Linked DNA regions of Homo sapiens: all the other regions are linked to region 1. A link is a contact called in ENCODE Hi-C or POLR2A ChIA-PET data. All regions are on one chromosome and are shown on one strand. The core of a region is the stretch at or near the end of the contact, and the rest is flanking DNA. Distances in the headings are between cores, read along the strand shown.

Region 1 (3,497 bases), core at 860-3,359:
AAAAACCAACAAACAGGACAAATCAGGACAATAAAGAAGATTCATGCTAAGCTGTGGCAGAGGGGGGAAGGTATGATCGGGTGGGGGTGGGACAAGGAATGGCCAGGGAAGATAACTGGGTCAGGTTGGACCCTGGGCTGGGAGGGGGAGGGCAAGGCCCATCACCACAACTTAAGCAAAACCTAAGCTGCCCCCAGGTGCCATAGGTCCCTGTCCCAGCAGGGAGGCTGATGGGCCTGGGCCCATGCCCCTCCCCACCTTTGGGGGTCAGATAGTGGCCACCCAGGTCTGCTGGGTTGGGGCCTGACACAGGCTGTGCATGCCCATTCGGGCTGCCTGTGGAGAGAGAATGGAGTCACTGTTTAACCATGCTACCTGCCTCAGCCCCAGCAGACCACAGGAGGTTGGCCCCAGACTCAATGAGTGCCTGCAGCAGCCGTACAGACACAGCATCCTTGGCCACCTCATGCCCATCCCGGCCATCTAGGATCAGCACAACCCAGATGAGGCCGCTGAAGGGCACCGGATGCCCAGGAATCACCACCTGGTACCAGAAGCGGTGCCAGCCAGCAGGTCCTATGCCCAAACACTTGGTGAGGAACACAGAGCTGCCCAGCTTCATTCGTTGGCACAGCAACTGCAGGGTAGCCCGAGCCCCTTGGGACCCTAACTTGTCCCTTGCCAAGGCCAACTGGCTGCCGTCTGGCTGTGGGGACCACAAGGAGGGACCCACAAGCTGCTGGCGAAGTCGCTGCTTCAGTTCTGGCTTGAGCCACTCCACAGCCACCTGCTCTCCACAGAGGTGTGGCTGCCCTTCCTCCAGGGCCTTTTTGGCCATGGCAGCGGTCCAGTGCGAGCTGAATTTGAGCAGAGCGATCTGCCCGGGCGCCGGTCCGGGGCTGGGCAGCAGCCGCGCCTCCTGCAGGCCGGGACCCAGCGGCTGCAGCGCGGGCTGCAGCGCGGTGCGGGTCAGATTCGGCGGCAGGCAGTCAACGCTCAGCTCACACTTCCCGGTGCTGCGGCACAGAAGCAGCGGGCAGGACGGCCGCAGCGGGTGGTTGTGCAGCGGGCGATGGCGGCCTGCGCGCCGCGCCGCGAGCTGCAGCGGGCATATGCGAAGCCGCGGTTCAGGCCGCTGAAGGTCATCATCAGGCGGAACTCGTAGAGGCGGCCCACGCGCTGGAACAGCAGGATAGCTGGTGCTCATACACTTCCTGAGGCAGCCGCCCGATGAACACCTCTGACCCAGCCGGCGGCGGGCTGCCCACCCAGCCTGGGGGTGGCCCGCCATACTTCCTCTGCCCGTTCACCTGCACCAGGCGATGCCTGTCTGCCTGACCCACGCCTCCAGCGCCGCCTTGTTCTCTGGCTTCACCCTCTCACACCACAGCTCACAATCCCGCGTGGACTGCATGGCTCTCTATTCTCTTTTTTTTTGAGACGTAGTTTCACTCTTGTTCTCCAGGCTGGAGTGCAATGGCAGGATCTTGGCTCACCGCAACCTCCGCCTCCCGGGTTCAAGCGATTCTCCTGCCTCAGCCTCCCAAGTAGCTGGGATTACAGGCACCCGCCACCATGCCCAGGTAATTTTTGTATTTTTAGTAGAATTTAGGAGTTTCCTAAATTCTGGGGGCTTGTCTCCCTGTTCCCCCACCCCGACTAATTTCCCTCGGTCGCTGCCACTGCCCCGTCCCTTAGGTCGCTCGGGCCGCCCCACTCCGAGACTTTTTTTTCTTTCGCTGGTTCTTTCAGCTTCAGTTTCCCTAGAGGGCGGGAGGGGAATATTTGGGGGCTCTCCTGCCTTCCTCTCCGAGCCGCGGAAGGGGAGACGCAGGGAGGAGGTCCGACCGGCTTTGGGCTCCAGCCAGGGGTCCGCGGAGACTATGGTCTCCGAAGGCCTTAGACGCGGGGCATTTCGCCAGCTGCGCGTCTCTCTCAACCGCGCCACCAAGCCCGGAGTCCAGCCGCGCCTCGCTGCGCCCAGCCCCGGCGCCCCAGGCTCTCTGCCCCCGACTCAATGCTCCCGCGCTCCCCCAAGCAGCCGCTGCGCCACCTCGCCCCGTCCCAGGCTCGTAGGCTGCTCAGCTCACGTGACCGCGCTCCGTTAACGGAAGAAACGAGATGGAGGCTGAAGGCGATCCGCAGTGGGGCCCCAGCCATTCGGATTGAGCCTTCTCCCTCCAACCGCTTCCGCAGGCCGGGCCCCTCCTGCCCTGCCCCTCTGGCCTCCCCACCCGGCCCCAGCCGCCCCCACTGCGCCCATTGCGCCCGCCCCTTCCCGGCCGCTTTCCCTTCTCCCTCCGCCTCGGCTCCAACATGAGGGGCCGGCGGGGCAGGCCGACCAAGCAGCCCGCGGCTCCCTCTGCGGAGCGCTGCGCCCCGGCCCCGCCGCCGCTGCCGCTGCCCACGTCCGGACCCATCCGGGGTTCCGCTCGCGGCAACGCGGTAGCAGCCCGGGCAGGTGGGTCGCCGCCAGGCTGAGGTGGCGCCCAAGACGCGCCTGAGCTCGCCCAGGATGGGCAGCAGTAGCCGGAGAAAGCCGCCGCCGCCGGCCCCACCCCAGCACCAGCGCCCCGGCCGGGGGGAGGCGGGGGCAGCCACCTGGCCCGGACGGCTGCGGTCTGGAGGGCTGTCAACAAAGTGGTGTAGGAGGACGCCAGTTACTGCACGGAAAGCAGCGTCAGGAGCCATAGTACCTACAGCAGCACTCCAGGTACCCACTCAGCCCAGTTGCTGCAGACTCCTTCCCCACCTTCTCTGCCCTCCCCCTTTGCTCACTCGTGTGCTGTGCATCCTGCTCCGATCTCCCCCCAACCCCGCCGACCCCCAGAGGGGAAATGCGAGGGCACATCAAGTGGCAAAAAACCAGATTTATAGGAGGAAAGAGGCGCATTGTTCAAAATGGAGATTGCATTGTTGCAGTTGGCGGGCCACACTCGCTCTCTCTTCCCGCCTCCCGCCAACCTCCTCTTTTTCCTCCTCAGAATTTGTACCAGTGTAGTGTCTCCACCGGGCAAGATTGAAACTTGGGCAAACACATATCCATTGCTTTCATTTTTTCCCCTTGTTTTGGTAGTTTTCTGGAATGAAAGAAGCCTCTTGTTTTGCAAACCTCTTTTCATTTCTAATGTGGTTCCTTTCGGATTTTTATTATATATCTGTTCCTTAAAAGGGAATTAAGGATTTGGACAGATTGTGTGCCACAATCTGTTTTCACACCCCTAGCTGTGGTTTTAAAATTATGTTAAGGAAACGGATCATTTGGGTTAGTAGGGGAACCTTATCTGGTCTTGTGTGTTTGTTTTTATTCTTCGAGTGCTAACGGGCCCGTGCAACAGTTTCTGGTAAATGGCTGATTAAAAAGCAAAGCAGAAAGCCAAACAAGACCCAACGAAATTTGGTAATTCATCTGATTCAAAATTGTTTTGGTTAAATCAAAAATTTACAAGACCGCAGGAACACGCGTCTTAACTCATTTGATCGCTTTGCCTTGCTTG
Region 2 (3,497 bases), core at 462-2,961, 560 kb before region 1:
AGGTTATTTCTACCCTAAATACACATCTTTAAATTTTATATTCATCAACAACCTAGTACTTAAAAATTCAGATTCCTAAGCCTTTCAAGGGTTTTGCCTGTGATTCTATTTTTGATCTTTGTACCAAACTTCGAGAAAATACCGTCATATAGTCTTCTATTAACAGCAGTTGCCTCATGTGGAGAACACCTGAATTTTACTTACAACTTCTTCCAATGCTGACCCATTTTGATTTTTATAAACATTTTGAAATATTTGTTAAGTTGGTCAAGCAAGAGATAATGTGATTATGTAGTATCTTATCAGTTGAGATCTTTCTCTCTCTCTCTGCCTCTTTCTCTCTCGCTCTCTTTTTTTTTTTTTTTTTTTTTTTTAAAGAGTCTCACTCTGTCACCCAGGCTGGAGGGGTTAGTGGTATGATCTCTGCCCACTACACCCTCTGCCTCCTAGTCTCAAGCAATTCTTCTATCTCAGCCTCCCGAGTAGCTGGCACTACAGGCGCATGCTACCACATCTGGCTAATTTTTGTATTTTTTGTAGAGACAGGATCTTGCCACCTTGCCCACACTGGTCGTGAACTCCTGAACTCAAGTGATCCACCCACCTTGGCCTTCCAAAGTGCTGGGTTTACAGGCATGAGCCACCACCCCAGTCTGGTTGACGTTTTTCACCTCCTTCTCTTTACAGCATATTCAGAAATTTTAAACCAGTAATACGAAATACATATATTGGTTGATTTTTCTGTTGTATTTTAAGCATATTGACTTTTTAAATCGGATCATATTTTTGCATGCAAGTACTATGGCTTTTCAAGGTCATTCTGATTTGAAACAACACATTTCTTAGTCAATTCATTGGCTCTTTACCCCCTTTTAAAATTTTTTATTTTTTATGTGATTTATTTATTTACTTATTTTTAGTGATGGAGTCTCACTGTGTTGCTCAGGCTGGGCTCAAGCAGTTCTTCTGCCTCAGCCTCCTGTGTAGCTGGAACTACCTAAGGATGTGCACCACTGTGCCCAGCCAGATCTTCACCTTTTCCAAAAAAAGAAACATCTAAATGTGAAACCTTTTAGGCCTGTCAACTTCTTTTTTTTTTTTTTTTTTTTTTTTTGAGACGGAGTCTCGCTCTGTCGCCCAGGCTGGAGTGCAGTGGCGGGATCTCGGCTCACTGCAAGCTCCGCCTCCCGGGTTCACGCCATTCTCCTGCCTCAGCCTCCCAAGTAGCTGGGACTACAGGCGCCCGCCACTACGCCCGGCTAATTTTTTGTATTTTTAGTAGAGACGGGGTTTCACCGTTTTAGCTGGGATGGTCTCGATCTCCTGACCTCGTGATCCGCCGGCTTCGGCCTCCCAAAGTGCTGGGATTACAGGCGTGAGCCACCGCGCCCGGCCTCAACTTCTTGTGATAGACACATACAGAATTTTTCAGCTACTCTCTGCCTATGGGGTAGCCCTACCTTGCAGGAGCAGTCCAAAAAAAATTTTTTTTTTCAATTTAGGATCAGTGTAGAGGAAAGAGCCCTGGACTATCATAAGACTGAGTACCAGCTTGGCCAGTCAGTCACTTTGTGACCTTGATTAAGCTATGTAACCTTTTCAAATTGATTTCCCTCTCTGTAAATAGAGCTGATAAGATGGCTTGCCCTGTTTCCTGTGGTTTTTAAAGAGGATCAAATGAGTGCGTGAAAGTTCTCATGAAAACTAGACGTCTATTCAAATATGAGGTGGTGGTATTCTCAGAAGGTCATAGATGAATGATGCATTTATTTTAGTGCTTTTCACAGTTTAGTCTCAATACTGAGTGCTTACTGAGGGGTTGTATGGAGGCACACTAGTTGTTTCTTTAGGAGATGTCTTTAGCTGCTAGAGTAGAGAACAAAAGAATGAGTAAAGAGGCTTCAGAAAAGCTAGTATGGGCTGGCACGGTGGCTCACACCTGTAATCCCAGCACTTTGAGGGGGCCAAGGTGGGAGGATCACTTGAGGTCAGGAATTTGAGACCAGCCTAGCCAACATGGTGAAACCCTGTCTCTACTAAAAATACAAAAAATAGCTGAGTGTCATGGTCGACGCCTGTAATCCCAGCTACTCGGGAGGCTGAGGCAGGAGAATCCCTTGAACTCAGGAGGTGGAGGTTGGAGTGAACCAGGATTGCATCACTACACTCCAGCCTGGGTGACAGAGAGTCACTCCTCTCAAGAAAAAAACAAGGAAAAGCTAGTATGGATGGAGCACCTCCATGCTCATTTCCTAGAGCTTATGTTTTGTTGTTTGATTTCCTAGTTCATAACAGAAGGGGTTTTGTAAGCTGACCTAGCTTGACAATCCTTTTTGGGTTTTTTGGTTTCAAACATGATCTTATAAAATTATTTAGTGCATTAAAATGTAGACCCAAGTAGCTGCTTAGCTCTTGAGAAAAGGCTGTGTTTCAGTTTAGCACAACAGTGTTTTCAGGAAGATAACTGTTCTAGATAGCTCTTTTTTTCCAAAATTCTTGATTAAGGTTTGGGGAATTTAGAATTATCTCCAGCTATTAAATTATCAAATTGGTTAAGTAGAGGTAGAAAGTTTATTGCATAAATCAGTAGATTTGTCTTCCAAAGAAGCTTATGAAATAGAAAGGGCCAGGAGGTATACCTGTAGTTGAAATATGGGATGGGCCCATAGAGAGTGAGTTGGAAAATGATAGTAAGTGGTTGAACATGGACTTTAAAGCATGGCATGCTCTGAAGTCATATTAGAAAAGTCCTTTGCTTTCATGCAAAACTAGTCTCCGTGGCTTTTCATTGTGTAGATCGGGTTAAAAGCAGAATATAAGAAGCAAGTTTTTGGATGAGATGATAGAACTTAAGTAGTACTTGTCTGTCAATCCTAAAAGAATTATTTCTGGCCAAATCCTCTCCTCTAACCACCAAATAAGGAGCTTGACTTCATTCTCACTGTTAAGAATCAGAAACCCAGTTTAGAATATCCAACTCCTGGTGAACTTTTAAAAATTAATATATATCTTGATACTTTATAATCTATTGTGTGGCATCCAACGAATGTGAGGTAATCTGGGGAGTTAGAAATGCCTTGCATTTCGTGTGGAAAAGGTGTAGTCGTAAGTTTGGCCTGGGAAGGTTAATACTGTCTTTGCACATAGAAAGCTAAGGGCAGTGTCATCATCATTTGTTTGTGAGGAGGGGACTGAAAAAGCAAAATCATCACTACTAGCCTATTCTAAAGGATCTTAATCCCATTACATTTTTCAGATTTTTTTTTTATTATGTAGTATCCCCTGGATATAATCTTTTTGGTGAAGGGGGATGTCTCTAATTTCCACGTGGTACCCCCTGTCATATACAGGTTATGTATCTGGCAGTCTACAGCTGCAATTCATGGCTGTTTATAAAATTTCACCAGAACTTGTCCTGACGTCCTTTTACTTTTGTAAATGATTAGAAAAAATGCTGAGCCTGAGTATGTATTTTTGTATTAAGAGTTCATTTAGAG
Region 3 (3,497 bases), core at 395-2,894, 540 kb before region 1:
ACAAGAGGAGAGGGAGAGAGACAGGGGAATGGCCATTCAGTGGAGTAGTGAGAACACACATTTTTATCAGTTAAGTTTTCCATCTTTTATGGGTGCGGTTCGTGGTACCTCCAGAAATTACAATGGCAGTGTCAGAGATCACTGATCACAGATCATCATAACAGATAATGAAAACATTTGAAATATTGTGAGAATTACCCAAATGTGTCACATGGACATGAAGTGAGTGCACGCTGTTGGAAGAATGACGCTAATAGACTTGCTTGATGCAGGGTTGCCATAAACATTGAATTTGTTTTTTTTTAAAACAGCATCTGCAAAGTGCAGTAAAGTGAAGCTTTACTTGCTTGATGAGGTTAGATTACTTCAGTTTCTAACCCACTTTTGTAGTCGATAGGAGATCACCCCCATTATTTCTCAGCCAGTTAATCTCGTGGTACTTTTGTTAGGAATATGATTAAAAGTGTTTCATATTTCCAGTATGAATACTTGTTTAAGTATTTATGGCTGAATGCATCTTTATCTTTATGATAGCAGCCTAAATATGCTTGTGTCCTACCCATAGATCTGTTCCTAAGTGTGGTATGCTTTGTGGCTGTGTTAGTGGCTAGAAAACAGATGGGGACATCCCGAAGGCAGCAGGCTAGTCTCCTCAAACTGTAGACATTTTTTTCTGATAGAGGGGCTTGAAGCCTTTAAGAGAGTCAAAGGAACTTCTGTGTTTCCAGAATCAGTTACTGATTTGTTGAGAATTGGGGCTTTATTTTTTTAGACTGTAGTTGCTAGCACCTGTATGTCACCTTTAGGAACCTTGACAGATGGTCCCCAACTTACTATAGTTCAAATTATGGTTTTTCAACTTTATTATCGTGTGAAAACTGGAAACTGTACTTTGAGTACCCACAGCCGTTGTTTTCACTTTCAGTACAGTCTTCAGTAAATGAGTTATTCATGCTTTGTTATAAAATAGGCTTTGTGTTAGATGATTTTGCCCAACTGTAGGATAATGTATGTGTTCTGAGCACGTTAAGGTAGGCCCAGCTAAGCTTTGATGTTCAGTAGGTTAGGTGCGTTAAATGCATTTTCATCTTATGATATTTTCAAATTATGATGGGTTTATTGGGACAAAACCCCCATTGTAAGTTGAGGAGAATCTGTACACCATAGTTTATTCATTCAACAAATAATTACTAAGTGCTTTTTAAGGCCAGAAACCTCAGTTGCTGCATTTATTTTCTAGTGGGGTGGGGGGGTCAATAAAATAACAAAGTAGAATATATATTTGGTTGCAGCAAATGCTATGCAGAAAAAAATAAAGCAGGTAAGAGGGATAAGGAGTACAGGGGAAAACAATGCAGTGATAAATAGGGTCATCAGGGAAAAAGGCCTAACTATGAAAGTGATATTTGTGTCAGGATGTGAAGTCAGCTGTGTGAGCATTTGTGGAAGATATTTTGGACAAAAAGAACAGCCAGTGCCAAAACTTTAAGGACAGAGACTGCCTGAAGTAATCCGGCAAGCAAACCAGTGTAGCTTCAACAGCAAGTGGTGAAGAGGACACAGGAGGTGAAGTCATAGACAGAAAAGGGAACTGAGGTAGGTGGAGACAGGTTGTGTGGAACCTAGTAGGCCTGTTGTGAGGATTGTAGCTCTTGCTCTAAGGTAGAATGCCAGTTCCTGCTTTGAGTAGAGGAGTGACATGATCTGATTAGTTTGTGGACAGAAGCAAAAAAAAAAAAAAGAGTTAGGGGGCTACTATAATAACCTAGTGAGAGAATGGTGTCTTGGGTTCCAGTGGTGGTGGTAAAGTGTGAGAATTAAGGTTCAATTCTGGATATATTTTGAAGTTAGAGCAGGTAGGATTTGCTGATGGGCTGGATGTATGGGTTATAAAAGAGGAAGGAATTTTTGGTCTGAGCAAGTGGATGGAAGGTATTGCTCTTTACTGAGATGGGAAGACTGGGAAAACTAGGTGGGAGCAGGGGAGAAGATCGGAGTTCAGTTTATGTTACTGTGATAAAGATAATGAGATGCTGAAACATTCTCTCTTTGAATCTAGCTGTATTTTTTGGTATTGCATATTGTAAAATTTCGTGGTAAGTACATGTTTTACATTTGTCAAAATTCAAAACAAAGCGAACCTTGATGTAAATGGACTTTGGTTAATAAGAATATGCAAGTATTGGCTCATTAAGTATAATAAATGTGCAAAGGAAATGGAAGGGAGGGTATATGGGTACTCTGCTGTCTACTCAGTTCATTAAACCTCAAATTACTTTAAAATATAGTCTATTAATTTAAAAAATTAATCATGTTAACTTACACTATCATGTTTTCTTTGATTGTTGAGGTCATTTCTGGGGGTCTGTCTTTTATTTAGTGACAGCATGTTGACTTGCCCCTCGCTCCCACTTGTTTCTGACATAATTTCATACCAAGCATATATCCACAGTAGACCTCCTTTCTTTCATGGAAATGCACAGCTTATATAAATATATTGTAGAAAATTGCTGCTTTTACTTAGACTAAAAGACACAAGAGTCCCCTGTAACAAACAGCTTGAAGTTATTTCATTTCACTGAGGTTTGTACAGGGTTCCTGAAACTGTCCTGTTTCAGGAGCTGCCAGATAACCTGATCCTAGAGTGAAACTCACTTTGGCATTCAGATTTTGTCTATGTTGATATACCTCAACAGTTTAAGATTCTTTTTTAACTTACATGGCTCCATGAAAGAGGGATGTGATGTTTCAGTGTTCAGTTTTGGTAGCTATTAATTATCCCTTGTAGCCTTCCACTTAGAAGTGATACTTTCAGATTGAACATTGTTTCTTAAGTTTTTTCCTTTCCACCCCTCTCTCTTCTTCTTCAGAAATAAAGCTCTGCATGTGTGTTGGTGTGTTTTAAGTATAATTTTTAATCTGTTTGTGGAACCACAGAAATGGATCCAAGAGGTAGGTAAGGTCTTAAATTGAATTTGATGTTAAATAAGCTGGCCTTTGACCCATAGGCAATGAGTGAGGAGCACCGTTGGGTGTAAGACTAGAAGCAGAAATACTAGGCATTTTAGAGGCCAGGTGAAGGGTGAATAAGGACATTTAGGTCAATTGAAATAAAAAGAAAAAGACAGATGTGAAATGTAGAAGGACTTAATTATGGTAGGAACTTAGTGATTTGGAGCCTGGCAGCCTGAGCAGGAAGGTGAAAACATTGACAGTAGGCAAGTTTAGAGGAAGAGCTAGTTTTAGATGAAAGATTGGAATTTGTACAAGTTGAATTTTAGATGAAGTGTAGTGGTTAAAATTCAGGACTCTGGGCCGGGTGTGGTGGCTCACGCCTGTATCCCCAGCGCTTTGGGAGGCCGAGGTGGGCAGCTCTCTTGAGGTCAGGAGTTTGAGAGCAGCCTGGCCAACATGGTGAAACCTCGTCTTTACTAAAAATACAAAAATTAGCTGGACGTGGTGGCGTGCACCTGTAATTCCAGCTACCCGGGAGGCTG

What was found. A loop is a pair of places that touch in the nucleus more often than their neighbours do. ChIA-PET counts read pairs that join two places held with the same protein, here RNA polymerase II (POLR2A). Pooled maps may share reads with other maps.
Region 2: a loop to region 1 is called in a pooled map, with 3 times the contacts of the local background. The contact joins two enhancer-like sites. A Hi-C loop is called at or near these places in 1 of 168 maps with a recorded cell type or tissue (chondrocyte) and 6 of 50 pooled maps. POLR2A ChIA-PET finds 5 or more read pairs at or near these places in 1 of 52 experiments (T-cell).
Region 3: a pooled map shows a loop between it and region 1 (2.7-fold over the local background). The contact joins two enhancer-like sites. A Hi-C loop is called at or near these places in 2 of 168 maps with a recorded cell type or tissue (K562 and psoas muscle) and 8 of 50 pooled maps.

The regions. Positions count from the first base shown.
Region 1 is chr17:45,583,788-45,587,284 of GRCh38, reverse strand. It overlaps the pseudogene DND1P1. Among named protein-coding and RNA genes, the nearest start is that of LINC02210, 35 kb to the left of the region's middle. RefSeq lists an enhancer at 1,990-2,934. Within about 2 kb of position 2,109, at least 39 of the 41 ENCODE cell types and tissues checked have a DNase peak (open chromatin) inside an H3K27ac peak, as active enhancers do.
Region 2 is chr17:46,144,450-46,147,946 of GRCh38, reverse strand. All of the region lies in intron 2 of KANSL1 (KAT8 regulatory NSL complex subunit 1), which reads left to right. Among named protein-coding and RNA genes, the nearest start is that of KANSL1, 47 kb to the left of the region's middle. Within about 2 kb of position 1,711, at least 3 of the 41 ENCODE cell types and tissues checked have a DNase peak (open chromatin) inside an H3K27ac peak, as active enhancers do.
Region 3 is chr17:46,119,423-46,122,919 of GRCh38, reverse strand. All of the region lies in intron 2 of KANSL1 (KAT8 regulatory NSL complex subunit 1), which reads left to right. Among named protein-coding and RNA genes, the nearest start is that of KANSL1, 72 kb to the left of the region's middle. Within about 2 kb of position 1,644, at least 3 of the 41 ENCODE cell types and tissues checked have a DNase peak (open chromatin) inside an H3K27ac peak, as active enhancers do.